Regions from separate parts of the Mus musculus genome. Here region 1 is linked to region 2. The links are chromatin loops, found by intact Hi-C in ENCODE. Cell type or tissue: heart. All regions are shown on one strand. Each heading gives the region's core, and the rest is flanking DNA. Links, peaks and the distances in the headings are about the cores only.

Region 1 (16,131 bases), core at 3,263-11,262, 130 kb before region 2:
ACCAGAAGAGTCACACAGGGAGAGAAAAAAGAAGCCAGTAGGTGATATGGTTCACGCTGGGTCTAACCTAAGGAAGCTACAAGTTGTAATAGGAAGTTTGAGATGAACTGGACTGGGACTTGAGAATAAAAAAGACAATGTCCTTTAAGTATAGAAGTATAATTTGAAAACAAGACTCCTTTCACCAAAGATAAAAAAAAGATTGGCAATCCCAAGGAAAGTAGAATGCAAGAAAACACAGCAGCTGCTCAGAGAAGAAACCCAGGATTGTTGATCGAGAAAACTTTCTTACAAGAGTGACCCGTGTGTATCTGAAGTTAAGTCAGGTTGATGAGGGCAGGAGAGAATGAGTTAGACAAAACCAAGGAAGTAGAGATCATTTGAGCTGCAGAAAGGCCTACAGAGATAGCTCAATGAGTTAACTTCTTATTTCTGTCATTCTGCTGCCTTTAAAACCTGGCTTCTATCTTTGATGCAAGAAAATGCCTGAAGTTTCTCTACCCCATCAGTGTTCCTCATAGTAGACATCTTGAGGATAGGGCCAGTGTTTGAGCTATCATTTCACTGCTGTGACAGAATTTGCCGGTGATATCAATGTAAAGAGATCAGGTTTATTTCAGCTAGCAGGGTGAGAGGTTTCTGTCCTTCATCAGGCCGTTCCACTGTTTGGGAACTTAGGTCAGGACCCTATGAAAGCTGGAAGCTTCTCACCTCATGGTAGTCAGGAAGGGGAAAGAAGGAGAAAAACCAGGGTCCTTCCAAGGCACACTCCGAAAGATGGACTTCCGCAAACTAAGCTTCCGTCACCTTCCAGCAGTGCCAGCAGACCAGGCCTTTACCATATATGCTTTAGGGGAGTATTTAAAGACCCAAACCATGATGCTCTGATTCGTATTTCGCTCCACTAACAAACTATTGACTAAAATTAGTCATATGGTCACACTGAGTTGCAAAGGAAGCTAGGAGATATATCCTAAACAGCCATTTGTACCCTGATATTCTATTACAATAGCCCAGTTATAAAATTCTATGACACAGAATGCTGTGTCAAACCATGCTTCCCGAATAGAGATTGACAGTGGCTTTAGAGTCCATGTTTCTCAAGGACTCTAAAGTCCTAGTCTTGTCTAAGACTTTGAACTCTGCCAAACTTCATGAAGTGTTGTTTTGTCTGAGATTTCTGAATGGCCTACACTGACTCTGTCATAGTGCTCAGGCTGTTGCTGGGACATTTCCTGAACGATTTATAAAAGAATAAAGTCCTGGAGCTCACAGGGTGGCTTTGCAGTGACACACAACCATTTCAGCCCAGTTTATAATTTCTGCTCCTCGTAAATTTGATACACAAGTAAGAGCTCTGTCTTAGTTTATTTTCCAGGTATTGTGATAAAATATACTGAGAAAAGCAACTTAAGAGAGAAAAGATTTATTCTGGTTCACAGTTCAAGATACAATCCACCACAGTGAGGAATTCAATAGTAGGAACTTGAAGCATCTAACCACATTGCATTTACTAGCAGGAAGCAGAGAAGGAGAACTTACTGTACTCAGCCCATTCTCTCCTTTTCTATAGTATAGGAGCCCAATGCAGGGATCTCTCTCTAAATCCCATCAGGGTGACAACTGAGATTCATCACCATAGGCTGTAATAACTATGATGACTGCTGTTTTGCTCTAATCGCTTTTTACCACTCTCAGTCGTAAGCCACCTTCCAGTTACAGAGCTCTGAGAATGGGAGTGGATTGCATCTTAGAATTCATGAAAGGATATTTGGTATCATCTGTCCTCAGGGAAGGTGATTGATACTTGCAGTAGTATCAAACTTTGATACTGCTTTCTTATTTCAAGGAGCCCCTGTCATGTCTGCCTCGTCTGTCACGAATCTCCTCATAACCCAGAAAAGTTTCTCTTTGGGGTACTTAGAGATAATCTACATTTGATGAAACTCTGCACAGTGTCCTCATGTTCCCAATTAGCTAGTCTCAACCCTTCCTGGGTGCTGCACTTTTGTAAGGGTTGCCAGATTTGTAGCTTGCAGGCCTCTGAGACAGTGTTAGGGAAGAAGTGTATCACAGAAGGTTAGACAGAAAGAGTACAAACGAACCACAAAAGATTGGCCGACCACCATGCTTCCAGCTCAGAGAGCTCCGGGTTCTGTAAAGAGAAGTTGGCCTCAAGGGCACCGAAATGAAGCTACAGCCTCCACGATCCTATTAGAACTAAGCAGGTCACTGGCAGGTATAACTGGCTTTTCCTGACACTTGAAGGAGGGAAAAAAAAAACACTTTAGTTCAAAAAGAAATGTGAAGTATTAGAGAAAAACAAACAAACAAACAAACACCAAAATCTAAAGACTAGATTTCAAGCCATATAACCCTGGGTGTGAATCCTGCCTACTCTTTCCGCTAAATATGACTATGGGCAAGGGCCTGGATCTTTGAGCATGTATTGTTTTCTCTAAATATGAAAGGTACCTTGTTTTGGTTATTGTTTGTGGTTTGTTTTATCAACATGTCACAAGCTAGATTCATCTGAGAAGGAACTACAATTGAGAAAATGTTTCATGTATTTTCCATGTATCCTGTAGATGGTCTTTTCTTGATTAAGGATTGATGTGGGCAGTGCTACCCTAGGGCAGGTGGTCCTGATCTGTGTAAGAAAGGAGACTGGATAAACCATAGGGAACAAACCACTAAGCAGTCATCCTCCAGTTCCTGCCTTCAGTTCATGTCCCAAGTTCCTTCCACAACAGACCATAGGCTAAAAAATTAAATGAACTCTGACCTCCCCAAGTTGGATTTGCTCGGTGTGTTTTCACAGCAATAATATACATGCTAGGGCAGGAAGTATCACTGATTTTCTTGCCAAGAACCGGGCTTCTGAAGGAGAGGTGATGGAGCAATATCACACTTTAAGCAAGCAGAGAAGTTAACAGTATTCAATGTCAGGTGCCTACAGCAGGAAACCCTTAGGGAATACACATGAATCTGCGGACCCTGTAGGCATTGCAGAGACTTCAAATTGTCTCTGATCCTCAAAAACAATGAATTGGCATACGTTCTATTTTATTTTTTGTTTCCAAAGACACCATTAATGGAAAGTCTTCATTAAATCAACATTAATTCAGAATTGTTAATGAACATTATTCATTCCATAAACATTTATTGAATGCCAGGTCCTACAGGTTAGATGGACATAAAACCATCAGAAAGAAAATGTATTTATACTGCGAGAAAACCAGTGTTAAAGCTCTGAAGAGGGGAGTCTGCCAGCAGGCAAGGTCAGAATAAGTTTATTGTGGGGAGCAAGTCAGCTGCTGGAACTTGAATCATGGAGAATTTTGATTTACAAGTGAAGAAAATCCAATGCTTTCTAAGGCATGGGAATGCACTGAACAAGTAATGCAATTGTTGCTTGAGAACTTCCTGTTCTGAGAAAATGGGAAATATGGAAATGTAAACTTGCCAGAGAGTTGTGAACTTTTAACTTAAAGCCTAGCTGTCTCAGGAGATAAAGCTAGCATGGGTTTAGGGGCAGGGGAACATCATGATCAGGAGGTATTGGGGATAAATTAGGCTGGCAGCGGTCCATAAGAACTGTGGTCGCTCATGTGTGCAAATGCCACATTAGACAAAATCACTATGCAGAGTGGATTTGTTTTTCTTCTGTTTGCTTGTCTTTCCCTGTAGCACAATGCTCTGAACTGTACTTTATGGCAGACTGGGTTGCCTGGGAATCACAAAGAGAGCTAGCATTGCACCTTGGGCCTTCTTGGGAAGATGTGCACTGGGGTGAGTATTTCTTGTCACTTCACCAAGAAGTTTGTGGTTTGCCTGGTAAGAAAGGAACTATCTGCCTGGGTTGCTAATCCCCCAGGGAGAAGATGAATGACAAGACAAAAGAGCTCAGGGTTTGTTCTGGCCAAAGGCAGAAATTCTGCCTCATTACCACTTCAATGGTCCAGTCAACAGAAATTAGCATGGCTTGTCCACCAATGGATGCTATCTGTTCCACTTTGTACTTGTGCTTCACACAGCTAAATTCGAGCATAGGAAGAGTCATTGGATCAACAGCAGACAGAAGATGGGGTTCTTTCTAGGCTATATTAAGTTAATATCCCTACCTCCAGGGCATCTTGATTTACAAGGGGTCTGATTTCAGTCCAATGTTTCTGAGTACTCACTGGGTGTCAAAAACCTGTAATGTCAGAAGGAATCTAAAATTTTATTGTCCCTAAAGATAAAAGATTAAGTTGAGGACAGGATGAGTACCAAAGTCATTGCAACCAATTTCTATAGGTATACCCCGTGACCATTGAGAAGCTCGGGGAACAAGACTTCACTTCCTGAGGATGCTCAAAATGGAGGACATCGACTTTTAAACTGATTAGTTATAGGAATCGATACAGACTTTATATCGTGATGAGATCGAGTACATGCAGGGTATTATAGCCATAGCCATAGACTTTTTATTCAGAATGGCTAGGACATGGCTTTGCCTCTCACACTCTTACTAGAGATATAAACCAGGAAAGGTACTTTCTCTGACCTTAACCTTAAAAATGAAGACAGCAAATACCTATTTCATAGTGTTCCAAGAAAATGTTTGCCTGCAGTATACTGCAGGTAGTAAATGATAAATAATATCAATAATTGTAGTTTTGTTTTGCTATTGTTGTATACATTTCCAAAGACAGAACAATTTTATTTTGGAAATTAGAATTATAGGCATATTAACTACATACAGGTCCTTGAAAGTCTTGGGGGACACAGATGACCCTGAGGAAGGTTCAGAACCTAGAATTTGGAGCTTCTTTGCTTATTAGACTATTCCTCACCAAATCAATCTCTCTCTCTCTCTCTCTCTCTCTCTCTCTCTCTCTCTCTCATACATACACACACACACACACACACACACACACACAGCATTGCAAACCCATATATGTGAGCCTACTCTTCTACCTTCTACAAGATGTCTATAAACTTCTTAGAAGAGCTTCCTAAATCTGGAACAAAATGGTACCTGGAGGAGACATTTATGATGCTCTGTTGTCTTAGTGAATCCTACTGAACTACTTGGAGGATCACCTTTCAGCATCTTGATTTCAAATTTTAGGGAGAACATTGTTAAAGGCAGACCCACAGCTCCTCATAAAGCATGTAAAAGGAAAAGACCGTACAAAGTACACACATGTGTTGGAATGGTAGTCCATTGCTTGTTTGGGATTTCTGAGTGACAGACTCTATGATGCATGAATCATTTTCCATCAAGCATAAAACAGGAAACTTGATCTATAAGAAGGAAGTGTGTTTTTAGAGCGGATACTAGAATTTACCCACCTCCAAGTTACTCTTGATCTTTGCCTTGGAGACCATCTCTTGTTTCAGTTGCAGTCATTTTTGTCAAGCTTAGAAAAACAATTTGGTTTCTTGTAGGTCTCATTTTGTTTTGTAGAGGCAAGAGAACAGTTTTGTGTTGGTAGCATGAATACATGCCTACAGAATTTTAGCTAGCACTTTCAAATGGATACAGATTTATTTTTAGCTATATGCCCCTGCCTGAAAGGTTTATGCTATTAAACATTGATATTACTTGAAAAGTTATGCCTAAGGCATATTGCTTCTTTCCCAGCTAGGAATTGAAATTGTTATGAAGCTTGCTGAAGATTTTACTGGGTCACTAAAATCAGGGTTTATACTTGTATGCAGTGACTAAAAGAAATAGATTTCTGCATTCAACAACCATTTGTTGAAATACTAAGTTCCTTGCATTATTCTTGATAATATGGTGATACCAGAGTATTGAAGACACATTTCTACTATTTTACCTCCATCTTAACATATTTTTACTTAGTATATAAGAACAACAGGACCACAAAAAATAGATTTATCTCTTGCCTGCAGGATGTAAAAAATCTATCTAGAAATGCAAACCCACGAGATAAACTCCCAGACATTATATTAGAATACGATAACTTCTGAGAAACAGACAAATATAGGGTACATTCTAAAAGCCCGGGAACAAGGGCTTCATTGATTCTGAGGTTATCTGGCAAGGTCTCCTGCAGGAGGAGTACCCAGGGCCACAATAGAGAGGAGCAACCTCGCTGAATATTGAAAGTAGGAATAGACTGTTCTGAAGAAGACTGATAATCAAGGTAAGGTGATTTCCAGGAAGAATGTACTATTAGGGCCATGGAGAGCAAAGCCTGTGGGTCCTGGCCCTGAGGAGGAGGACCCTTCTAACTGTTGAAGAGCTTGTCCTAGCTTCTTAGGTTTTCTGTCAATCTGATTGTTTACAACTTAAGCAAGGCAGTGTTTATGTTATCATTAATGATTATGTCGGAGGCCAGATGCAGCCTTACATCTGTGCATCCTTGGAGGATTCCTCTACCTTCATCAGACTGACTAGATGATCCCCTGTCATGTAAAGAATGTGATGGAAGCAATCGTTTCCATTCCGGAGCTCAATCTCTGGGACTTCTGAGAGCCGGGAAAGATCCCAGGAAGAAGCCCCTCTACCTTAGAGGAACGAAGAATATGGGACACATGGAGAGAGAGGATTCTGAACCTACAAGAAGACACAGACAGCTGCCTCTGTAACCTCCAGAGATAACACCAGCTAAATATATCCACACCAGTGACCCCAGCCAGACCACTTGAAGTCTTTGGCAGAGCCTTGCCTATTTTGCAATACCAATACCAAGAGGAGCAAAAATGTTCATTGTTTTAGTCCTCCCAAGCCTTGGCGGTGATTTAACAAAGGAAGACAGGTACCTGATGACAAAATTCAGGAACAGATGACATCAGTAGTGCAGGCATTCTGTAGTTTAAAAAAAAAAAAAAAGTCTGGGGCTAGAGTGATTATTACGTTTCCACCGTCGTCTTAATATAACAAGGTGTTCGCAGGATGGGAAGTTTGGCTAAATTAGACTTTCTTATAGAATGGATGCTTTTAAATTGTAGAAGCAAGATTAAAGTAACTGTCCAGTATCGAAATGCTAAAAGGAGAGCGGCAGGATACAGAAAATGATACCCAAGCCTGACGAAGCAGCCTAGAAGTGAAGATTCTCCCTGGACTCCTCTAGCCCTCCTGTCCCTCACCTCTTAAGCTCTCCTGTGAAAGCCAGAGAGCCTGGAAGAATTATGCTCCAAAGTGGAACATAGAAACCAAAACCTGTTTTCCCCCCAAGCCATATATATAAAACCTAAAGCTATTACTTTCTTCCTTCTGTGGAAGAGTTGGCCATAAAAACTACCCTTGATCAATAGTGGTTCATCAGACCTCCATTCTAGGAAAAAATGTGCAGGAAGAAGTGCTGTATCTTTGAAAGGCAAAGAAGATGAAACAGTCAGGCCCCTCTGGATTTCCTCCTGTTTCCATTCCCTTATCCTTTCTGTCCAATCATATTTCTGCATGGCTGCTCACCCTGGGTCATGGGGTCTTCAGTCTGAAGGCTCCTGTGTCATGGGAAGACTAGAAATAGCCTTGGAATCCTTGGCTGAACAGGTCATCCAACCATAGCTGCCAAGCTGGAGGGACCTTGTAAGAAAAACATGGAGAGTGCCATCCGTTTACAACAGACGCATTTAAAACAGTGGCTCTCAACCTTCCTAATGCTGTGACCCTTTAATGTGGTGGTGTTCCCCAACCATAAAATTATTTTCATTAACAAAATATATTTGTCATGACTTTTCTCCTGCCAATCTAGTGACAGTTTATTTCAGCAGATAGAAATGTAGGATCTTCAGAGGGAAAGTTGACTGTCCCTGTAAGAGCCAACCATTGCTTTAGTCACATACACTCCCTCTCTTAACCGAGAATAGGCATTCCCATGACATAGCCAGCATTGTATGTGGACATACAAATAGCCACAAGGGTTATAGAAGGTAGGCCATTGGAGCAAGCTCCAGCACTTCCCAAGGAGACACCAAAAACAGTCATCTAAATTGTCATTGAGAATTAGACATCTGTCCATTTAATTATTAACTAGTACATCCGTCTATTCCAGTAGGCTTACTGACTACAAGCAAAACCAAAGGCAGTAGAGGAGAATAAACCTCAACATAGGCTAGAGATTAAAAGTCAACAGTGATCATGTGAAAAAAAAATATGCTGATCTTAAGCTGGACATGTAGCTCAGTTTGTAAGGTGTTTACCTAGCACACAGGAGGTCCTGTGTTCAGTCCCCAGCACCCCGCAGAACTGGGCATGGTGGTTCTTACATGCAACCCCAGCATCCAGAGGGTAGAGACTGGTAGATCAGAAGTTCAAGGTCATCTTGAGCTACATCATAACTTTTTTAAAAGCCTGGGATACATGACAACTTGTCTCTTAAAAATGAAAAAAGAAATATTCAGATCTTTTTGTTTAGAATTAGAAAATCTGCTATTGCTTTATTTAACTTTTATTGGACTATAAATTATTTTCTCTTTGCTTTACTTTTTGTCTAAATATAGTAACTCATATATGGTTTATATTTAATTAATGATAGTTGAAATGAATGGATTAAGAAAAGTAAATGAAGCCCAAAGTTCACAGCCTTCCTATACATACCTCTTGGAAGTGTGTATTGCATATAATAGCCCTTAATAAGTACATGCTTATTCAATAATTGAAAAATTAAGCCCTTTTATTTCTTTCAGACAAAAATAATAATAACTTGAGCATAGGGCTGAGGTTGTAACTCAACCCAGTAGTGGAAGCTTACTAGCATTTGTAAGAATTCAATTTCTCTGAAAACACACACACACGCACGCACACACACACACACATGCACACACAAATGGTATGAGCTGAAGGCTAAGCTTTCCCGTCATCTTCTCATCAAAGATCTCATGTAATTTAATTTTGATTTCTTGTATTTTATTGTTGTTAACACTACTAAAAAAATGTTTATTACTTGGTTGCCTTTGTAGTAACAAAGACAGGTGTGTGTGAGTGTGTGTGTATGTGTGTGTGTGTGTAAGAGGGAGAGGGGAGAGAAAGAAAGAGAGGGTGAGAGAGAGAGAATTAACATGCAAACTCCTGCATACCTCAAAGGTCGGCTCAGTGAAGAGAGGCATATATTGGCATTGCACTAAAATAACTCCCTAAGGGAAAGTCTCTGGAAAGTATAATAAATTTATTCAACTTCTCCAGAAAGAATTAAATCAATATCCTTCCTGATAGCTTGAATAATAGCACAGTACATTCCTTATTAGTCATTTTCAAATATATCTACTGACTAGTGAGCTAGGAGTATTTATTCAGCAGTCCTGGGATACTTGACTGTATCTTGAGTTTCTACGATCTTCTTTTTCTACTGGGAAATAACATTTGTCAGAGACAGCCTGGTGTCCTTGTGAGCTTTGAATACTTACTCTGGCAATCAAACCATCTGGTTTAGTCAATAACATTTTCCTGTCATAATCAGAATAAATCTCACAGTTATTAGAGTGACTGACAGAACACTGAGTGATCTCTTTCCCAGCTATCTCTCCTACCCATTTCCTGTGACTCTTCTTTTCTCTGCTACACAACAAAAGCCTCCTTATTGCTTTGATAGCAGGCCAAGCTCACAGCATGCAACAATTAACCTTCTCTTCTCGTGGCTTATAGCATTTTCCCTCCAGGTAGCACTGTGGTTCAACTTCCAGTTAAGGTATGAACTCCTAAATGGCAGTTCATGCAGAGTCTGTCACCCTCTTAATTTCCCATTGAGCGACACTTAACTTTAGGTAGGTCACAGATTCTTCTGAGAATCTGGTGGAAACTCAGCCATCTCAGAAAGACACACACAGGATTGTGTTAATTTCCTCGTTGCCATGAAAGCGATGCAAGAAGCAACATAAAGAGAGGAAGCATTTGTTTTGGTTTCCAGCTTGAGGGAGAGCATCCAGGGAAGGTAAAATGGCTGCCCAGCCACATCTGTAGGAAGCAGAGTGAGCCAAGTGTTCTCTCTCTGCTTACGTTTCCATTTATGGCTTCTGGGTCCCCAGCCTGTAGGATGCTGCTGCCCACCTTTGGGATAAGTCTTCTCTCTTCTGTTAAATCTTTCTGGAAACATACCCAGAGGTGGGTTTCTATGGTGATTGTAAATCCAGTCAAGTTTACAGTTAAAATTAACCATCGCAATGATTATGAATACATATCAAATGTTGCATATAGATTTGAGCCTCCACGGGTTGCCTGAAGGTCATATGGTTTCTTATGTCTTATTTGTTTGATTTTTGATACTGGGTCTTTCTACATAGTTCAGATTGACCTCAAACTCAGGATTCTCTTGCCTCAGCCTCCTGAGTGTAGCTAAATGTTTTCTTGTGACTGAGTTCCAAATCCAGAGCAGATCAGGAATCATGGCAAATCAAGAGCGATGGAGCAGCATTCTGGGCTGTTAAAAGTCCCCACCTCTGTAGCTACCACTTCTTCACTTGACTCTGCCTTCCATTGAGCATCTCTTCAGATGGGCAACAAACCCTTAGAGATGATCAAGAAAAGAAAAGGGAACGATGCCTACGTTTGTGAAACTCCTCAGGTTGTTGCCTACCTAGTCTTTTTAGATTATGTCTCCTGTGTTCTCCAGTCAACTTTCCTGAATTTAGACAAGGTGAAGAGGTGACACTAGTTCTAGCCCAGAATGTCTAAACTTTTCTTCCCTCATGACTCCTTTTGTTTGAGAAACTTTGATGTGGCTTCAAGTATACAGGTATATAAATAAAACACTTACCAATAATAAAACACAAAGAGGTGTTCCTTAAGCAATTCTTGCTGTCATCTTACCATTTGTTAATGATAAAAGCAAATTTGCATACTAATAAAATGGGTGTGCTTGTTTATGTTTTACAGGGTACTAAGCCTTGACTGAATATTTGATACTGCAGGACATAGAGCATCTTCAGTGTTTTTTAGAGTTGATCAATGTTTTGATTTTATAATCATAAGTGCTGAGAACTCTACTTTGCATAAGTACATAGTATAAAATGGCAGAAGTATATTTAGAGCCTTGTCAGAAATTTTTGGAAATTCTGTCTTAATCTCAAGCCAAAATTCATTTAAGGATTTTTTTTTTAATGAGACTTGTGTCGGCAACTCAAACAACAATTTTCAAAAATCAAACATTCTTACATAATGCAATTTAAATATATATTCTTTGATTCTTACACGGTGAAAAATAATAGTAAAAAAGCATTAAGTGTTTGTTTTCTCTGATTAAGCCATCATGTTTCTTTAAGAGCAGAAACCTGTCTATGCAGTAAAAGTGCTGCCATTCATTATATGCAGTGGCCTCAGCTTGGAGCCGAGGTGTTTTAAGCAGTGTTCATTGGTGTGCCACGGTGCGGGGATACATCTAATACAAAGTGTGCACATAGTGTGATAGAAACCAGAGCTGCAGTGAGCTTACACAATGCAACATGGGAGAGCACTGTCAGAAACCTGCTTCCCTCATAATTGACTTTTAATTACTCTGATCACTGGACCTTCACATACTTTTTTTTACCATTGCCAAAATTTTTGCAATCTTAGAAACTGGGGTCTACATTATATCCCAATAATTTTTTTTAATTTATTTTTTAATTAGGTATTTTCTTCATTTACATTTCCAATGCTATCTCAAAAGCCCCCCAGACCCTCCCCCCCACTTCCCTACCCACCCACTCCCACTTCTTGGCCCTGGGGTTCCCCTGTACTGAGGCATATAAAGTTTGCAAGTCCAATGAGCCTCTCTTCCCAATGATGGCCAACTAGGCCATCTTCTGATACATATGCAGCTAGAGACATGAGCTCCAGGGGTACTGGTTAGTTCATATTGTTGTTCCACCTATAGGGTTGCAGATCCCTTTAGCTCCTTGGGTACTTAATTCTTAAATCTTGGGTATTTAATTCTTAAATTCTACAATAATTCTTAATACAACTACTGCAGAGATCACTAACTTTCCCACTTAATCTATAGAGCATACATGCACTCACACTAACACATACACACATATGCACACATACATACACACACATATAACATACACATACTCATACACACTCACACGCATGCACACTCTCACACACTCATATACACTCACACACTTACATGCACACATACATTCACACACACTCATGCACACACACACTCACACACACTCACGCACACTCATATACACTCACACACTTACATGCATACTTACATTCACACACTCACTCATATACACTCACACACATTCACTCATATACACTCACACACACACTTCCATGCACACATACACTCACATACACTCATACACACACATAATGTTTTCACAGCCTCACAAGTATTTATAAAGTCTCAGGGCTAATGTCATGCTGATAATCATAGGAGACAAAAGACCAACAGCAACATATACCATCCTACCATCCTTGCTTAGAAACACTGGCCTCTGCTCCAGGACTCTATTTCTAAATCTCAGGATACTAAGGAGGACTGTCTAGCCATTCCATCTGCATAGACACAGATCACAAGCAATAAAAGTAAAAGGAGACAAATCAACCAATGGGATTACAACAAAATAAAAAGCTTCTGTCTAGCAAAGAACAAACTGAAGACAGTTACAGAAAGGGGGGAGAGTGTCTGCAGAGGCCTGGGGTGGTGCTGCAGGCTTGTCATCTCCGCATTTGAGAAGAGGCAGAAAGAATCAGGAGTTCAGATCACCCTCTACCATAAAGGATTGGAGGCCACTAGAACTATGTGAGACCCTGGCCCAACAAACTCCCTCCAAAGATGCCCTAAAAGAAAAAATGCAAACTATAAATCTGATCGTTTGTCAGTGGGCAAAATATTTAAGATTTTTTTTATTTCCCCCTTTATGGTGGGCATGCTTTTTGAGATATGGTCATACTAATTAGCCCCAACTGGCCTTAAATTTAAAGTATTTCTGCTATCTCAGCCCCCTGCATGCTGGGATTATAGGTTTGTTAGCGCCATACCCAGTTTATGTGTTTCTGGGGATCAAACCTAGGGACTCATACACCAACTGAGCTGTATTCCCCTGTACCAACTAAGCTATATCTCCTGTACCAACGGAGCTATATCCCCTTAATACTATATCTCCTGTACCGACTAAGATATCCTATATCAACTGAGCTCTAACCTAACCTCACTTGATTCCATTTAGTGGGGGGAAACCCTGATACACAATGATAGATAATAGCTTATGTGGATGAATAAACAAATAAATGGCCATGGATAGAGCTATCTGAATGATAGTGGCAAATAACCCCCTTTGCTGGAATGAGTCCCTCCACCAGGCCCTCTCAGCATCCTTGCCGTAGAGCTGATGTCTTGCATGCTGTTCAATGTATGCTCTTCAAACGACCAATGTGGAAGTGTAGCAATGGAATTCATAGGCCTAACCTGAAAAATCAGATATTGTTACCATTACCAAGCCCTATTCATCCCCCCTTGCCCATAGGTATGGGAGGGGGCGTCATACAAGGGAACCATTCAGAAGCTGTCATGCAGCGCAGATCTTCATACTTGTGAATGGTGGAGTCAGGCAATGATAGTTGACTTAATACCATTATAGCAAAGACCACATTTTCCAAGTCCGCATGTGAGTAGGGTTCAATGCCAAACTTTGCCGTATCAAGAAAGTTTGGTTCCAATGAACTTCATACGTGTAAACTTACCAATTCAGTCACTGACACAAGAGAATATGTTCAGTAGTTTAAATAAGATTTACACACCATGAAATGTGCCTCTGTCTTCAAGGTATTTGACGACTGACCTAATAATCATGGCCCTCCATTCACATGCTGACAGAAGCTAAATCTACAGTGTTATTTTAAATGTTGGGCATGTTCCAGTTTCAGACAGTGAAGAAGTTCACATTTTCCCTTTGAAGATTTGATAATTGAGCCTGCTAAAACATACAACAGAAAGGTACACGGAACAAAGAGGCCTCCATTTATTGTGCACATTAGTATGAAGACCGCCATACAAATTTTGAAATTTGAGGCCCAGATAGTTGGAGCAAAATACTCCCTTCATAAGGAAGAAGAAAATGGGAAAGAGAGCCATAGGCTGTCATAGAGGGGCAGGAAGCCATTTTTATGAAGGAGAAATGAATAAGCCCAGAGAACAGAGAAATGACTTGGGACAGAGCTCCTCTGGACTCTGGGAAGGGCATTTGATTTCTTAGTTCCATGGTCCTCTGTGGTTTGGGTTAATGAAATTTCAGTAAGAAGATTTGAAACCTATTATACCCCCCTTTGACAGACCCTGTCCTTATGTAGGTAGGGACCTTCAGAGAAAGGCCTTTCCTGATGTTTGGGATGTGGAAGCTAAACAGGGCGTATTTGAAGCCAGGTTTTTCTGAGTCCCAACACAATCCTTTCTACTCTTAAGTCTCAAAGTGAGCAACCAATGCAATGGGTTCCCATGCATTCTCAAGCAGTTATTAAAACTAGGTGATATGACCAGTGTTGCTTCACCTTCAATATTCCCTGAGTATCAGAATATAATAACTCCTGTTATCAAATGTATTTAAAGTCCCATGGGGGAAAAGAAGATACCTATTCCAGGATAATTCATGTTGTATCTTAAATGTGGCACCCTCTGATGGCTGCAGTACTGGGGGACTGTGGAAATAGAGGAGCTTCAGAGAGGGGCTGACACTTGAGTTTGAGTTGTATTTTGAATGATGGTGTGATGGTTTGTATATTTTACCCCAGGGAATGGCATTATTAGGAGGTGTGGCCTTGTTGGAGTACGAGAGTCACTGTGGCCATGGGCTTTAAGACCCTTATCCTAGCCTCCTAGAATTAAGACTTCTAGAAGTCTTTAGATAAAGATGTAGAACTCTCATCTCTTCCTGTACCATACCTGCCTGGATGCTGCCATGCTCCTGTCTTGATGATAATGGACTGAACCTCTGGACCTGTAATCCATCCCCAATTAAATGTTGTCTCTTCATAGAAGTAAAACAAACTTTATATGCCCCAGTACAGGGGAACGCCAGGGCCAAAAAGTGGGAATGGGTGGGTAGGGGAGTGGGGGGAGGGTATGGGGGACTTTTGGGATAGCATTGGAAATGTAATTGAGGAAAATACGTAATAAAAATATATTAAAAAAAAAGAAGTAAAACCCTAACTAAGATAGATGGTTATAGTGCATCATATTGACTGAAATCAAGTGGGGTAGGTTAGTAAGGGAGAGTTTTATACAAAACAGCCAGAGTGTAAAAGCCATGAAATCCTATCAGAGCATGGCACTTGTCCATTGCTGTCTAATAATTGTTGCAACCATAGACATAGAGGCTTAAATAATATATATTTCTCATCCTCTAGTTCTGTAACTTGTCTAAAGGTTCAAGTCTCACCGAGGTAAAATAAAAATCTCTGCCATTTTGCATTATGTTTTTGTAGATATAAGGGAAATCCATTTACTTGCATTTTCTAGTTTCTAACCCCTTTTTGTAGCCTTTGATACATGATTCTCTTCCACCATATTCAAAGCCAGCAGGGATGGGTACAGGCCTTCCCACACTTCCATCTGCCCAGCTAGGAGAATCTGGGAGCGGAGGGCAGGAGGGGGAAGAGGGCTTGGCTCTTCAGAATTCCCATGGATAGAATGCCCCCTACCCCAGGTGATCCAAGATAATCTCCCCATCTCAAAGGGCCCACTCTTACCCACATCTCCTATGGACTATTTGCCTTATAAAGCATCAGAGTCCTGTTCCCTGTACCAAGGCGTAGATATCTCTGGAGACCGCTCTTCTGCCTATCACCACTTACTGAGGAAAGATCAAAAAGTGAGCCATACCGTTCTTGGGAGTGAATGGCCCAGAGACGAGCTAGAAAGTCAGTCCTGTAAAGTAAGCTCTCCCCACCACGTGTCCCACCCCCTTACATCTACTGCTTGCTTTTCAAGGGATCACTTAGACCTTGGTAGCAGTCTGTAGCATGCCTAATGGTGAAGACCCACCATGGCCATTGCCAAAGCTGTGGTCACCAGCCATAGTTATATTTATTGCTCTTTTTTTTTTCTGCTGTGACTGAATAGCTGACAAGAAGTCAGCTTGATTCAAATACAATCATCATGGTAGAGATGACAGCTCGACTGCCACAAAGTACCTACAGTTTTGGTTGTTGGAGCTTACAGCCTGGCCTGTTTGCATCTAGGT
Region 2 (16,131 bases), core at 4,947-12,946:
CTGCTTATCTTTAGAGGCAGCCCCAGAGATGACATCACTGACAACAGACATCATTTCCAGGAAAGAAAGCATCACAGAAGAGAGAGAAATAAGAAAAATAATCTTATTCGTGTGTTCTTTGATCTGGGTGGAGAAGAGGGGGAACTGAGCAAGCTGGAAGGGAATTCTCCAGAAGAGAGTGGGACCCATCTTGACAGCGTTAAACTCCATGGAGATGGCATTTTTATAGGATTAAGCCAGAGAGCAGCATGCTGTAATGGTTGGGAACGTGGCCAGATTCCGAATTTGATTCTTGGCTGTACTGTGCCCAATTGTGCAACCATGGGCAAGTTTCTAAACTTTTCTCTGCCTGTTTTCACCTTTAAATGGAGGTAATGATTTCCTTACCCTGTAGGCATGTTGTGCCAATTAAGTGTAAGTGAGGCACCGAAAATGGAGCCTGGGCTAGTATATGTACTCTATTTTGATCTATTAAATGTAGTTTTTAAAAGAAGGTTGAAGGTGAACCAAGAAATTTGTGAGATTCCTCAGTGTATTAATGATTCTTAAAATTACTACTCTGGGCATAAAAAATAAATAAAGTGCCTAGATTATTTATTCATAAAATAGACACTTAAGAGTTGCCTGCCACATGCTAGGTGCTATTCTATCTAGCTTTTGAGCATTTGGTAGGTGTGATGGTTTGTATATGTTCTGCCCAGGGAGTGGCACTATTAGAAGGTGTGGCCCTGGTAGAGTAGGTATGGCCTTGTTGGAGTAGGTGTGTTACTGTGGGTGAGCTTTAAGACCTTCATCCTAACTGCTGGAAGTCAGTATTCTGCTAGCAGCCTTCAGATGAAGGTGTAGAGCTCACAGCTCCTCCTGAACCATGCCTGCCTGGATGCTGCCCATGTTCCCACCTTGATGATAATGGACTAAACCTCTGAACCTATCAGCCAGCCCCAATTAAATGTTGTCCTTATAAGAGTTGCCTTGGTCATGGTGTCTGTTCACAGCAGTAAAACACTAACAAGTAGGAAACAAGGGTTACAAGGCCACTGTCCTCATGCAGATTATATTATGCCCATAAAAGGCAATAATCACATAGAATGTGGGGTAGTGACACATGAAACTTTTGCCAGGGAATGAAGGGGGTATGTGAATGGTGTTGTAGGCAGATAATCTTAGCCTCACACAAAGCCATTTAACTGAGGTCCTTAACAACTTCTCTTTATTGTCTAAACACTGTACTTCAAACCAAAATAGGGATACTAAGGGGATGGTGTTGGGGAGGAACACTGAGGTGAGTGAGCTAAATAATCCACTTACAGTGTCTTACAGAACTTGCAGTTTTTCAGGGGCTCAAAAACATGAGCTCTCTTGGGCTTTCCTCAAACCCAATTTAATGCCAGTCTAGCCACCTCCCATTTATGTCACCTTGGGCACGTTACTTACATTGTCTAATCCCTAATTTCCATTTGTTAAATGAAGAGTGTGGCAGAAACTACTATACCAAGTTTTGGTTGAGTTACAAACATAACAGTGCAAATGAAGGTCCCGGCTGGCACTTAGACCTAGTTAATGTTAGAACCTCCTGCTAGTGTTCAACACACCCTCAATTACAAATATCAGTAGATTAATAGTGGTATTCTTCCTTAGGACAAAAGTAACCCAAAGGAGATGCCTTTGCAGACATCACAGTACCAGACTGGCACATCACAGTGCTAGGGTCTCACCGAGAGCTTACCATTCTCCACTGGCAGATTTTGCATACTTTGATTCCTCACTACCTGTAAAGGAAAGGAAGAAGATTGCGAATTCCCTTGTCATCATCTGCTAACTTGATTGTGTTGGAATACATTTGGGATGATTGCATCACCCATCACAGCTAGGAAAGACCAGGTTTAAAGCTATAACTAGAGCCTCCCTGTGTGACTAAATGAACCAGCATAATGCTGAAAGAGCTGTATGTCTCTATTGTAGAGGTAATGCTACTTGGACCAAGGGAGGAGAGTGAATAGCTTTCAGAGCAAATGTTTAATGTATGTGGCATGGAAGGAAATGGAAGTAGACTAAGAAGCTGAGTTAAACCTTGACACTGTGACTCCTGAGCATCAGTAATGGCATTTTGATGCCATAGAAACACACAAGGATGTGAATGTACTCAAAGGTTATACTATACCGGTTTGCATAAGCTATTGTCAAGCCGTGGATGCCTAACCGTATACGTCTGTTTGACAGGTGGATACAGTTTGACCATGTTCTTATTTTTAATCTATAGAATTCAAGTGAAATGAGTGTTCTGTGGGACTGCACACGCATTGGGCATGTGCACAGATCCTAGATACAGTGCCAGGGAGAAAAAGCAAAAAGGACAAACTGAACAGTGCAGCCAGGGGCAAGGCATGGTGTGAGCTGGAATGGAGTAAAATCATGGTCTCTGGATGCTGCATGGAAGGTTAGGGTGAAGCCCCTAATCCTGGGGACTAGAAGAGGGTTTCTAGAGGAGGAAGCAGATGATTCCTGTGTTGTACCTTGAGAGCACTGTTGCTGTGGGGTTTTTGAAACAGCTCACAATGTTCGAGGCAAAAAGAAAAAAAATGACCAGAGCATTTGTTTAGATGGCTTACCCAGATGGGTGTGCTCTTTTTTTCTCTCATTTGTAATAACCATCCTCTGACATGTAGCTAGTACCATTAATCCTGTCATGAAATTGATTCGTCACATCACCCTTCCAGGGAGAACAAGTCAAACACAGCGGTCTCAGACAAGCACCTGCAAGTCAGCTGTGGCACAGTTAATATCTTTCCACCCCAAGCTAAACACCCTCTCATTGCATGTTATTTATTTGTGCTTGTTTTTGTTGGTGAGAATGGTGGTCAGCAGGACCTTTTGATTTCAAGACCGCAAGTCCTCCCATCCATCATTTGCCTTTGGATTCTGTCCTGATGGTTGAACTCCTGCAAACTCATAATAGAAGTCAACTTGAGAATCCACGTGTCCTAAGACAGTCCTACCCATGCCAGAAAGATACTGCAGAGTGAATCCTTCTATTGATAACAAACATGTAATTAGACTTTTTACATATGCCAGGCACTCCTAAATGCCATCAGATTAATTCTCAATTAACATTTAAGTTCCCATGTCATAGGTAAAGAACTTGAAGCCCAGAAACGTTAAGAAATTTGCCTAAGTAACCAAGTAGCAAAGTTCAGATTAAAGCCATTCTGCCTGGTCCAGAGTCTATACTCTTACCTGCTTTCCTCCACAGCCTCTGCCTGCACAGTAGCAGGCCTCTGTGCTATGTGGAATCAAGCATCACATTTCTATACCCTGTGGACCAGAATGTCATGTCTCTGTGCTCTGTTGACCTGACTATCCTGACTCTGTGCCCTCTGGGCCCAAGTAGCATGTCTCTGCTCTGTGCCCCATAGTGTCATGCCAAGTCTCTGTGCTCTTTGGGCCAGAGTGGCATGTCTCTGCTCTCCAGGATCATGTCCCAGTTCATCTGCCGTTGGGAAAAGGCCAGTGGTCATTTTTATTATCTCCCACTTTCGTTATCTTTGTTTTCTACTGAACCCACTTCCAATAATCAGAACTTCCACTTTTTCTTTTGTAATGCTAGCAGATAACAGCTGCTCTTAGAGAGTCTGCAGCTCAAGAGGCTGCCAGAGTCTTTCAGAGGAAACACATTTTAGCCTTACTTGTTATTCTCAGAATCCATGATGGAATAAATGCCAAACAGATGCACTTTAAATAATTTTTAGGGTTACAATTTATGAATCGTGGGAGTTCTGACAGGTTAAAAGCCTTCCTTTAAATGCATGTTCAGTTCTAACCCTTGTATCTTCCTTTATTTAGAAGCCACTGCTTGGTGGCAAGGGCATGTATTTTCTGATTTTTCTAAATACTCAGAAGTAAATGTATTACAGAAACTTTGGAATGTGAAATTTTCCCCCACAAGTGTATAAAAGATGATTACAGGAAATGTAGAAAAGATTGATCCCCTTGCCTCTTGCCTCTGGGACTCAATTACACCATCATCTGTCAACATTTACTGGCATCCACTTGGACAGAACACTTTTTCTCAATGTTACATGATGTAGTCACAAAGTAACAATCACCAAAGAACTAGGACCTTAGCATCCCGGGCTCAAATCCAGGGAGGAGAGCCAGTGCAGCTAGCTACAAGTATGGAGCCCACAACATCCATCAGTCAGCTGTCATCCATCCAGCCATTCAATTATATCATGATTCTTGTTGGCCCTGTGTGAGGTTCTGAGATAAGAATAGAAAAACAGATAAAGCTTGGTCTATGCCTCAAGGAACTTTACCCTACATATAGACAGAGATGGCTGGCTGTATCCAGAGCTAAAACATTATGTGAAAAAAATGCTGTGAGAGAGAAAACTAAATGCATGGGATCAGGGAAGGACTTCTGGATGCAAGGATGGATGATTCTTGAACTCAATCTCAAAGAATTAATGGATATTTTAGGACACTGAAGAAGCCACTTGAGGCAGATGCTGCTGCCTGAGAGGACTGGGCATGGTAAGAAGAAAGGGCTGGCTGGCTGAGTGTTCTCTCCTTGTGTTCTCTCTCTCTCTCTCTCTCTCTCTCTCTCTCTCTCTGTCTCTGTCTCTGTCTCTCTCTCCCTATCTCTCTCTCTCTGTTTCTCTGTCTCTGTCTCTCTGTCTCTCTCTGTTCCTCTGTCTCTGTCTCTCCATCTCTCTCCCTACCTATCCCCTCCATATATTAACCCCAAGACAGGATATAAAAGGAACTCTCAAATTTTCCCAGCTCAATCGAATCTTTCTTTCTCTAAAACGTATTGAAATTCTAGATTTTACTTTTTGAATATTTTTTAATGTATACTAAGGAAAATTACTTATTCCTGAAGGTAGGGACCTTGCAATCTTTTGCTTTTAGACAACACCTAGGGATTTGCTAACTATCTATTCCTTGTGTTAGCATTCTCACTGAATTAAATAAGTTACAGCTTTTAAAATGGCTTTGATAACTAACTCTCTGGTAGTGACTCCATCACTAGAGCTGAAGATTCTCAGTCACTCCACTGACTGAAGTCATTAAATATTCTGAACTGACAAAACAAGCAAAGACTGTAAGGCTCAAGTGTATGCCCAACAACAAAGCTGTCTCCTCCAGACCACTGTTTCCACACCAGGCAGAGGAACATTTTCTAGCTCATGCTTGAAGTGGAGATACAAAGACATTCTTTTGGGGGTTTCTCTCTGTGTCTGGAGCTGATTCTGTGCCACAGCGCTCCATACCCAAAGACTGCCTGGACAGAGCTGGTCTCCCAGGACTGCCTACACACCTGTGAGCACCACCACTTCTGCTCAAATTCCTGGTGCAGGAGGGACCCGCCCAGAGCCATCAGAACATGGGAACCAAGGAACATCTGGGGTCAGGATCTCTTTGGTTTCCATCTACACCCTGGTGCTAACTCTGTACTACAGCTCTCCATACCCAAATTCCTCTTGGAGACAACTGGTCTCCCAGGAGTACTGACATACAGGCTTGCAGGAGGGACAAGCCACAGTCAGAGACAACAAGACCAGCTAACACCAGAGATAACCTGATGGCAAGAGGCAAGGGCAAGAACGTAAGCAACAGAAACCAAGGCTACTTGGCATCATCAGAAACCAGTTCTCCCACCACAGCAAACCCTGGATACCCCGACACACCAGAAAAGTAAGACTCTGATTTAAAATCACATCTATTGATGATGAAAGAGGACTTTAAGAAGGACATAAATAACACCCTTAAAGAAATATAAGAGAACACAGGTAAACAGCTAGTAGCTTAAAGAGGAAACACAAAAATCCCTGAAAGAATTACAGGAAAACACAACCAAACAGGTGAAGTAATTAAATAAAACCTTCCAGAATCTAAAAATGGAAATAGAAACAATAGAGAAATCACAAGGACAGACAACCCTGGAGATAGAAAACCTAGGAAAGAGATCAGGAGTCATAGATGCAAACATCACCAACAGAATACAAGAGATAGAAGAGAGAATCTCAGGTGCAGAAGATAACATAGAAAACATTGACACAACAGTCAAAGAAAATGCCAACTGCAAAAAGCTCCTAACCCAAAACATCCAGGAAATCCAGGACACAATGAAAAGACCTAAAGATAATAGGTTTAGAAGACAGTGAAGATTCCCAACTTAAAGGGCCAGTAAATGTCTAACAAAATTATAGAAGAAAACTTCCCTAACCCAAAGAAAGAGATGCCCATAAAGATACAAGAGGTGTACAGAATTCCAAATAGATTGGACCAGAAAAGAAATTACTCCCATCACATAATAGTCATAAACACTAAATGCACAAAACAAACGAATATTAAAAGCAGGAACGGAAAAATGTCAAGTAACATATAAAGGAAGACCTATCAGAATTATACCAGACTTCTCACCAGAGACTATGAAAGCTAGAAGATCCTGGGAAGATGTTATATAGACCCTTAGAGAACACAAATGCCAGTCTAGGCTACTATACCCAGCAAAACTCTCAATTCCCATAGATGGAGAAACCAAAATATTCCATGACAAAAACAAATTTACACAATATATTTCCACAATCCATCCCTACAAAGGATAATAGATGGAAAATGCCAACACAAGGAGGGAAACTACACCCTAGAAAAAGCAAGAAAGTAATCTTTCAACAAACCCAAAAGAAGATAGCCACACAAACATAAAAAATAACATCACAAATAACAGGAAGCAGCAATCTCTATTCCTTAATATCTCTTAGCATCAATGGACTCAATTCCCCAGTTTAAAAAAAAAATAGACTAACATACTGGATACTTAAACAGAACCCAGCATTTTGCTGCATACAGGAAATGCACCTCAGTGTCAAAGGCAGACACTATCTCAGAATAAAGGTCTGGAAAACAATTTTCCAAGCAAATGGTCCCAAGAAACAAACTGAAATAGCATTCTAATATCAAATAAAATCAACTTTCAACCAAAAGTTATCAAAAAGAATAAGGAAGGACACTTCATACTCATCAAAGGAAAAATCTACCAAGAAGAACTCTCAATTCTGAACATCTATACTCCAAATACAAGGGCACCTACATTCATAAAAGAAACTTTACTAAAGCTCAAAGCACACATTGCACCTCACATAGTAATAGTGGGAGACTTCAACACCCTACTCTCATTAATGGACAGATCATGGAAATACAAACTAAACAGAGACCCAGTGAAACTAACAGAAGTTATAGACCAAATGGATTTAACAGACATCTATAAAACATTTCATCCTAAAACAAAAGAATTACCTTCTTCTCAGCACCTCATGGTTTCTCCTCCAAAACTGACCATATAATTGGTCACAAAACAGGCCTTAACAGATACAAGAAGATTGAAATAATTCCATGTGCCCTATCAGATCACCACAGACTAAGGCTGGTCTTCAATGGCAACACAAACAACAGAAAGTCCACATACACATGGAAGCTGAACAACACTCTACTCAGTGATAACTTGGTCAAAGAAGAAAGAAAGAAAGAAATTAAAGAATTTTTAGAATTTAATGAAAATGAAGGGACAACATACCCAAACTTATGGAATATAATGAAAGCAGTGCTAAGAGGAAAACTCAGCTCTGAGTGCCCTCTGGAGAGAGTATACACTACCAGCTTAACAGTATACCTGAAAGCTCTAGAACAAAAGGAAGCAAATACACCCAAGGGGAGTTGATGGCAGGAAATAATCAAACTCAGGCCTGAAATCAACCAAGTAGAAACAAAAAGAACTATACAAAGAATCAACAAAACCAGGAGCTGGTTCTTTGAGAAAATCAACAAGATAGATTAAACCCTTAGCCAGATTAACCAGAGGGCACACAGACAGTATCCAAATTAACAAAATCAGAAATGAAAAGGGAGATATAACAACAGAAACTAAGGAAATTCAAAAAAGTCATCAGATCCTACTACAAAAGCCTATATTCAACAGAACTGGAAAATCTGGATGAAATGAACAATTTTCTAGACAGATACCAAATACCTAAGTTAAATCAGGATTAGATAAACCATCTAAACAGTCCCATAATCTCTAAAGAAATAGAAGCAGTCATTAAAAGTCTCCCAACCAAAAAAAGCCCAGGATCAGATGAGTTTAGTGCAGAATTCTATCAGACCTTCAATGAAGACCTAATACCAATACTCTTCAAATTATTACACAAAATAGAAACAGAAGGAACACTACCCAATTCATTCTAGGAAGCCATAGTTACATGGTGTATTCTCCTTTGGAGATGGAATGTTTTCCGTCTAATCAGGAACCTGTCACAATTTCCTTTCATGGAGAACTTTATAAGAGATTTTTTTTCTACTTCTATCATGTTTAATGTTCCAAATAGATTTTAAAAACTGAATGAGTGCACATTACTTTCAGCCTCAGAAGATATCATGTATATTTAAGAGGTCTTTAACTATTATAAATTATTTTGATGACTTAAAAAATGACAATACTGAGTTGTACATTTAAAAATACATTTTATTAGTTTAATAAAAAAAAACAGATGTTCCTTTGGTTGGTTTGTTGGTTGGTTGTGTACGTGCACGTGTAGATATGAGAGCATGCATTGGAGCAGGGCCTGTGTTCGGATTTGGTTTTGTTTGGTTTTGGAGGTAGCTTGTTCTCTTTGCTTTTGTAATGCTAAGACATGAGACTAGGACCTTAGACATGTTAGTCAAGTACTTTACCTTAGAACTGCATCTCTAGCTCTTGGTGTTTGTTTGTTTGTTTGTTTGTTTGTTTGTGGGGACAGGGTCTCACTACATATCCCAGGCTATCCTGGAACTCCTGATTTTATGATGGGCTGACAGACATCTGCCACCATTCCTGGCATAAAGGAGATACTTGGGAACTTCACAAAGGGTTTTAAGTCCTGACCACAGAGCCACACTTTCCCATATGATCTGGACCTTCAGAACCTCCCACTAAGGCTCAGCTGCCTTGAGTGTATGTACACCATTAGCTAGAACACTGGCTGGCCACAGACACCTGTGCTATTTGGCCTCTCTTGTTCTAGCTTATTGTGGTGATGGCTCTTGTCACCGAAGCTTAAAATCAGGCCACCAGGACTTATGCAGAAGTCATGCCAAACTACTTCTAATTACATACAAAAACTGCTTCAGAGCTACAGGTACCCAATGTGTTGAAGGTCCTAGTATCTGTTCTCCTGGAGCAGTGCTCAGTGTCTTCTCACCAAGGGCACTTTGACCAATGCCAAGTGGATGTTCTGCCAATGCCATTGACGCCTGCCAAGACTGGTATCATTGCCAACTGCCAATGCCCAGAGTTGAGAGCACCAATGTCTGGTATGACATCATCTCTGCTTACTGATAATGTTTCTGAAGCCAACAGCACTAGCTCCTTTTGTTCCCAGTGTCCTCTCTCACCCCTTCTCAGAACACTTTGATGATATAGGCCTCTTCATCTTAACCCCTGGTCTATGGGAGAAGGACCAGGGCCCCATGAGAGTGCCAGAACCTGAAACACATTCAGAAGTGTCATCCCTCCACATGTGTATCTTTTGTTCCTGGGATCAAGTGCATCGATGCCTTAGCTTCCATTTTGGAACAGAGATTTTTAGTGTTCCTGGATCCCTCATTTGAAATGGACCCCTTCAAGACTAATCCTGACAGTCATCCATAAATTCCCACACAGGATAGGCAAGCACAGTTGTGTTCAAGGTGAAAGCTGCATCACACAGCTCTAGTCAGCAAGCTGGCAAGCTCCATGGCCATGTGAGAGAAGAAAGAACATTCTATTTTGTGTTTCAGGAGATCATGCTGACCTACCTTCAAAATACATCCTGAATCTAACCATTTTCTGCTACCTTTTTTTCTGGCCTCCTGTTCAAGATACCATCCTCTTTCCTCTGAACGACTTATACTGCCTCTAAAATGGCCTCTTTACTAGCTATTCTCCACCCAGGAACCAGACTGATTCCTCTGAAACATAGGCCAGAGCATTGTCCGACCTCTGTTCATATGCATGCATTGGCTTTCTGCTTCCCTCAGGCTCAAAGTGAGCTTTTGCAGGAACCTTCTAGACACTAAGCCACCTATTACCCCACTGACCTGAACCCCATTCATCTGCAGCTACACATTGAACTCATCCATTGGTCTTGTTATTCCTTGGAGAAAGCTCACTGGGCTTGTCTCTTCCTTGAGGGACCTATGTGCTAGATGCTCTCTCTACCTGAGTCTTCCCCTCACTGTCTTCAAACTCTTCAAATCTTCTGAATGAAACCTCCCCTGACCACCTGTTGCTCCTCCTTAGGGTTCCCAGTTCCATGTTGTACTTCTTTTTTCTGACATAATACACGATGTGGTTTGCCTCCAACCATTAGCTGTATCCCTTTCTTAAAATACAAGGACTGGTAATATTGGAATTCTGTTTACTGAGTCCACCAAAAGAGCTCCTTGAGTACATACAGTAGGCACAGTTAGTAGTTGAAGAATGAAAATGGCAATGGATGGATGGATGGATGGATGGATAGAAGAAAGAATGGATGGATCGATGGATCAATGGATAGATCAATGGATGGAAGGAAAAATGGATGGATAGATGGAGGGTAGGTCTGGGGTTTGAATGTGTTAAGTGAATACTTAGTTTTAACTACCATACAAATGATATCCTCTGTACTGCTTGACTCAGGCAGAATATAAGTTATTCATTTGTAAACAGCTAACTTTGACTTTATGGTACAGTTATCTGTTTGAAGTACTTCTGCGAATAAAGTTATGTACATGCCTAGAGGTTCTGAAAAAGTACATGGTTTTTAAATATAAAATAAATAGAACTGACATTCAAAGTATTCATTATCTCCTGAAAATGGAGGTTTGAGGAATTTTTTTCCCACTAAGACTAAAAACATGCAAAAAAAATCTTTCTGATTGATAGCAGCATTTAAAGTTTCTGTTTTAAGAGGAGAGCAGTGAGCTATATTAACAACCAGATAGCTACATGAATGTCAGAAAACATGTACTTGCAGAATGAGGAGGTCACATGTCTTTTTCTAAATATAATTCACATCACTAGGAGAGCTGGAAAACGTGAATGATAGCGAGTGCTGTTCAGCACCTTATTCTGGCTGCAGCAGATCCTCTGTTCATCTTTAATCCAAGCCCTTGCTTCATAAAATAGCTTTGCACCAAGGAAATAAAACAGGTAGAGATGTTTAGCACAGGGCTCTAGGTCAACATGATCTCAATAGGGTTTGTAAATTAAAAGGTGGTAGAAAACACATTTCCTTTTATTGAATTTTTTAAACATATTTTTAACCCAAAACTTCAGGGAACAGTACAATACAGTCATTCAATAAAATCGCCCAATCCCTGGACCATGTTTATTTGCGTTCTGTGTAAACTCTTTATGGGTCATTCCATCCATAACCCACACAGCCTCCCAGAACAGGTAACTGTTCTCAAGTGGGACCATGGAGTTACTTTCTCTGTATCACAGATGAAGCTGAAAAGGCCAAAGGCTGACTACAGAGCATTCACACACTTTCAGATAATAGATTCTCTTGTAATAATCGCTATTGTTGGTGATATCCTTCTCCAACCATGATTTAAAATTTTGGTGTTGACAATCCTATTCTTTTAAATTGTGGTCCAACCAATGCTTGACTAAAAAGTATCTTTCCTATTCTCAAGGACATGTAGCTGAAGTTTCTCTGTATTCCCTGATATTAAGGTTTGGTCACCCATGTGTCTTGCAAACATTTCTTACTATACACTCTTTACTGTTCATTGTTTCACCATTACTTACTCCATGACTTATTACATCAGAATTTGGAATATATCATTTTTTCTCTGGGCTAAATCTTAATTCATTTCTCTTATTTCCTGGGACGTGAAGAGACACCATCTAATGCAAAGCACTTTTCTTTATTTTCTCCCCACCAATAGATAGATGGATAGTAGATGGATAGATTGATTGATTGATTGATTGATTGGTGATAGATAGATAGATAGATAGATAGATAGATAGATATTGTAACAAAAATATATAAAGATATGAACTCTTCAGTGTCTCCCCAATGCCAAAAGCTGGGAAATATAATTGAAGATTCCAGGAGGCCAAAGTCAGTGAGTTAGTTGGTGGCATGGCCAATGGCTGTCTGCACTCCATGGCAACATTCAGACACAATTCTCTTACCTGAGGGGGCTTATGTGCTTCCTTATTCTTTCATAGAATTTGTACCTTCAGCACAGTCTGAACTTAAACACAGGGGCTTCCAGAAGCAGAGCCTTTTATGCTCGGGTCGTCCCTCTTGCTGTAGCTGTATAATGCAGAGAACCTACCATGCTTTGCTTCCCAGCCAGAGTCTGAGCAAATTAACCCTCCAGCTCCCACAGAAGAAAGAGTATAACTCAGACTAGACTCCATAAAGGGCATTTTCTATACATCACCTAAAGCCCCTGACAAATGAGATGACAAATGTGAAATGACTCTGGGCTTTTTAGAGTACCATATAGCTTCCAGGTGATTTGTTGATGGTGATAGTGCTGTTTGTCTTGTAGACATGTCTATCCAGCAGAGCCTCCGTGTCCAACCTCTTGGGTATTGGACCTTTCTCCAGAGCCTGGTGGCCAGTGGCTCAGCTTTTATCTTTCATGTTCAATCATTCTTTTAAGAGTCATGGATGAAAGAAATACATTGATCTCCAAGCCCGGGATTCACTGAACGGGTAAAATTTGATCCTCACCCTCCCTCACAGATCTGCCTTTACACTTGGCAACACGCTGTCTGCCTGCACTGTCTGTCCTAGTTTATTTTTCTGGGCCACTAACATTCTGAGTCTTGGGTAGCAACAGTACAGAGTCCCAAGAGGCTAGAACAAGGAACCAGAACAGAGGAGAACACAGCCCTGTCAAGCAGTGAGGGAACTCAGACATACCCAGATAGCAAAAGAGAGACTCCAGTTCATCACAACAGCACAGACAAGTTTAGCAGCTGAGCTTGGCACACCAGTGCTCTAGACACAGATGGTCTATTAAGTCATAGGTTTCTATGTTTTTACCTGGACAGTGGCATACCACACATATGAGAACCCTTGCCCATATAAGAGTCTACCCCAAGTCTAATCCACATAGCTTCCATATATGTATACTGCTTTCACAGAAAGATTATCCATGTCAGAGTTAGCTCCAACTGTCCTTGACTCCTTAATTTTCAAGAAAGGCAATCAAAGTTACCAAGCAGGCCAGCAAGACGACTCAGCAGGTAAAGGTTCTACTACCAAGCTTGACAACAGCCTGAGCTTGATCCATGAGTCCTACATGGTGGAAGGAAAAAACATTCCACAAAATTGAACTCTGACCTCCACATGCATACTTGGCATCCATGCATAACACACACACACACACACACACACACACACACACACCACACATACACACACACACACCACACACACCACACACCACACACAATAAATAAATGTAAATAAACTTAACCACCAAGCAAGTCTCCCCCCCCCCTCCCTTCCAGGGCATGCTCAGGTTCATTCCTAAAGGATGCTTGGAGCTACAGGTGGACTGCACTACAAGCCCTGCTCAGGTTCCCTCACATCCACAGATGAAACACACACACACATTAGCATAGTTTTGATATGCTTTAGCTCAATGGCCAGGCTCTTCTAAGTCTTCCTCAACTATCATGCCCTTCTTTTCACTCCCAGCTCAGCACCCTAAAACTGCCCTCAACTGTAGTTGCTCAGTTACCTTTAGTCCTAAATTTAGCTCTCTAAATCTGCCCTCGTGCTACCATCCCATGCCCAGTCAGGGAAGAAGCCAATAGCCACTTTGCCTGAGATCTCACATGGCTGATGGCTCTTTCTCCCTCCGAAGTGTGGCAAAATATCTCTCTCTCTCTCCTCCCTTACCTGCAGGAAAACTGGAAGTCCCGCCTATTCCTCTTAGCTCATTGGCCACTAGCATCTTTATTGATTGATCAAGAACCAATTGAAAAACAGGACCTTCAGTGTGCACCTGCAGATTCCTGATCAAAACATCAGAACCACCCCCTACAGACACTGACTACCCTTAACACTGAGTTCTTATTCTTCCTGCTTTCCGTTCATGTTTCTCTTGTTTCCTAAATCCTTCGTCTCTGTATATTCTGCCTGCTCAGAGCTAACTCCCTCCCCACCCAGGTGCAGCCAGGATTCTGTGCTTTTTTCCATGAGATCCCTCATGACCTATATGCCAGATCTCCCTGCCCTCTCCTCCACTTCGTTTTTTCTCACTAGCTCTGCAACATCCTTCCTTAAAACTTTCCCCACATCTCTTCCTGTCAGGACCATCTTTGCTTTGCCTCCTCAGTATGGTCCTTATCTCTCCCACATCCAGTGGAAGTGGTTCATGCTTAGCTCACACCTCTTCACACCCTTCGGCATCCCCGTGCAGTCTCACTCACACAGGCCACCAGCTCTCCATGATAAAATCTATGGCACTCCTGTGTGCGGTGAGTATTGCATTAAGCTCTCCTTGCGTTGTCTCTGTGGCTATACATGACAATTCTCAGCCATTCTTTTCATCTCTCACCTTAATAATCAGATGGTGGGCACTTGGCAAGGATGAGAAGTTTACTCAAGGTCACATTGTTAGTAACTGTGGCAGCCAAGACTCCCATCTGTACTGCTCATGATGCCAAGGTCATGTGACTCCCTGGAATTCTTCCCCAAATTTCAGGTGCTGGTCTACAGTATGTATGTTTCTTGTGCCACAGAATTATCCATATCATTCTGCTGTATGGTGGTTTTTTCCCGTGGCTATTAAAGCTACCACAAAGCCAAATGTCTAAATTAGAAACTTGAGACATTCTCCTACAGATTCCCATTCTCATCTCTATATAACTATGGCAACTGGATGATGGTGGGTTTGACAGAAAGATGCCCACAGATGCAGTTAAGGGAAAGAGAAAATTTTTTTGATGTCAATAAATGTGAACACTTATGAATACACAGAGCAAAAGGCAGTGCAGCATGCTGCCAAATGCAGGTACTAATTCCGTATGAATGTTCCTATGACTACCTTATTTCCACTTATACTTATATGCAAATAAAAGCTATGCTACCAAAAACAAAGAGCTTCAAAATACAACAGTTTGGAGAACACAACATTGGTCTCTAGCACATAACAGTTCTGAAATGAACAGTCTGGGTTTATAAATTGGCTCTTTATTCTGCAATTCTAGAAGGAATCAAGACCTTCGCTCTGTCCCTCTGCCATCCTCTAAATCATGTCTACTCTAGGTGACCCAGGGACTGGCAGTGTTAGCATCACCATAGTGCTTGTGGGAAGTTCAGTACCTCAGAGAGTCCCTCCAACCCAACTCAAGGAGACTCACAAGTCAGCAGGCTGCCATGAGATTCCAACACAGTGAGGACTCCGATGCACTGTTTTTCCCATGTGGTCAGCACTATCCTGTGGGCATTGACATTCCAGAACATGGAAAGATTTTAAAAAGGACTAAAACCTCCAGAGCAAAGAGGGTTACGTGACAAATTTTCATTAGGCTCCTGTTAGGTATAAACCTATCTCATAATATCAGCCCCCAAAAGCTGATGTGTCTTGTGGTCTAATTGAGCAATCGTAAGCCCACCCTTTAGATAGAGGAACATCTGTCTCTAATTGTGTGACACTTCCTGACAGCAGCATCTACCTGATCCATTATTGGTGTTAGGATGTTCCTTATCCCTTGATCTATTTTCCATGCTAGTATCATAGTTCCATTTTAGTAACTTGCTGCAAACTGCTTTTATATTCCTTTAACCACAAATATGATATATACCATCCTTCATTTCCCTTTGTCTGTTATTAGTTGGTTAGTTGATTTTTCTGGGGGTTGTTGTTGTTGTTGCTTAGGGGAGCATTCTGGGGTTGGTGTTGTTTTTTGAGATAGTGTTCCATGTAGACCATTCTGACCTCTAATGTACTATGTGCTGAGGCCAGCCTTGATCCTCCTGCCTCTATCTCCCAGTTCCTGAGATTGCAGATAGCCCACCACTATTCGTAGTTTGTTATCAGTTTTTATTACCTTCCATCTTCTCCTCTGTCCCTTGTCTATGCTGACCAAGCTCCTGA

The links. Hi-C counts contacts between places; a loop is a spot of excess contacts. Peaks named below come from ENCODE experiments on the same cell type or tissue, not always from the same donor. Only the 100,000 strongest peaks of a DNase experiment are listed, where the experiment ranks them.
Region 1: it touches region 2 in a loop (2.9-fold over the local background); 3 of 42 quality-filtered maps call a loop at or near these places.

What each region holds. Positions count from the first base shown.
Region 1 is chr10:90,528,116-90,544,246 of GRCm38, forward strand. All of the region lies in intron 14 of Anks1b (ankyrin repeat and sterile alpha motif domain containing 1B), which reads left to right. Among named protein-coding and RNA genes, the nearest start is that of Apaf1, 550 kb to the right of the region's middle. In heart, for the core only: no CTCF peak of the experiment used is centred there; no DNase peak of the experiment used is centred there.
Region 2 is chr10:90,657,666-90,673,796 of GRCm38, forward strand. All of the region lies in intron 16 of Anks1b (ankyrin repeat and sterile alpha motif domain containing 1B), which reads left to right. Among named protein-coding and RNA genes, the nearest start is that of Apaf1, 420 kb to the right of the region's middle. In heart, for the core only: no CTCF peak of the experiment used is centred there; a DNase peak (open chromatin) is centred at 9,286.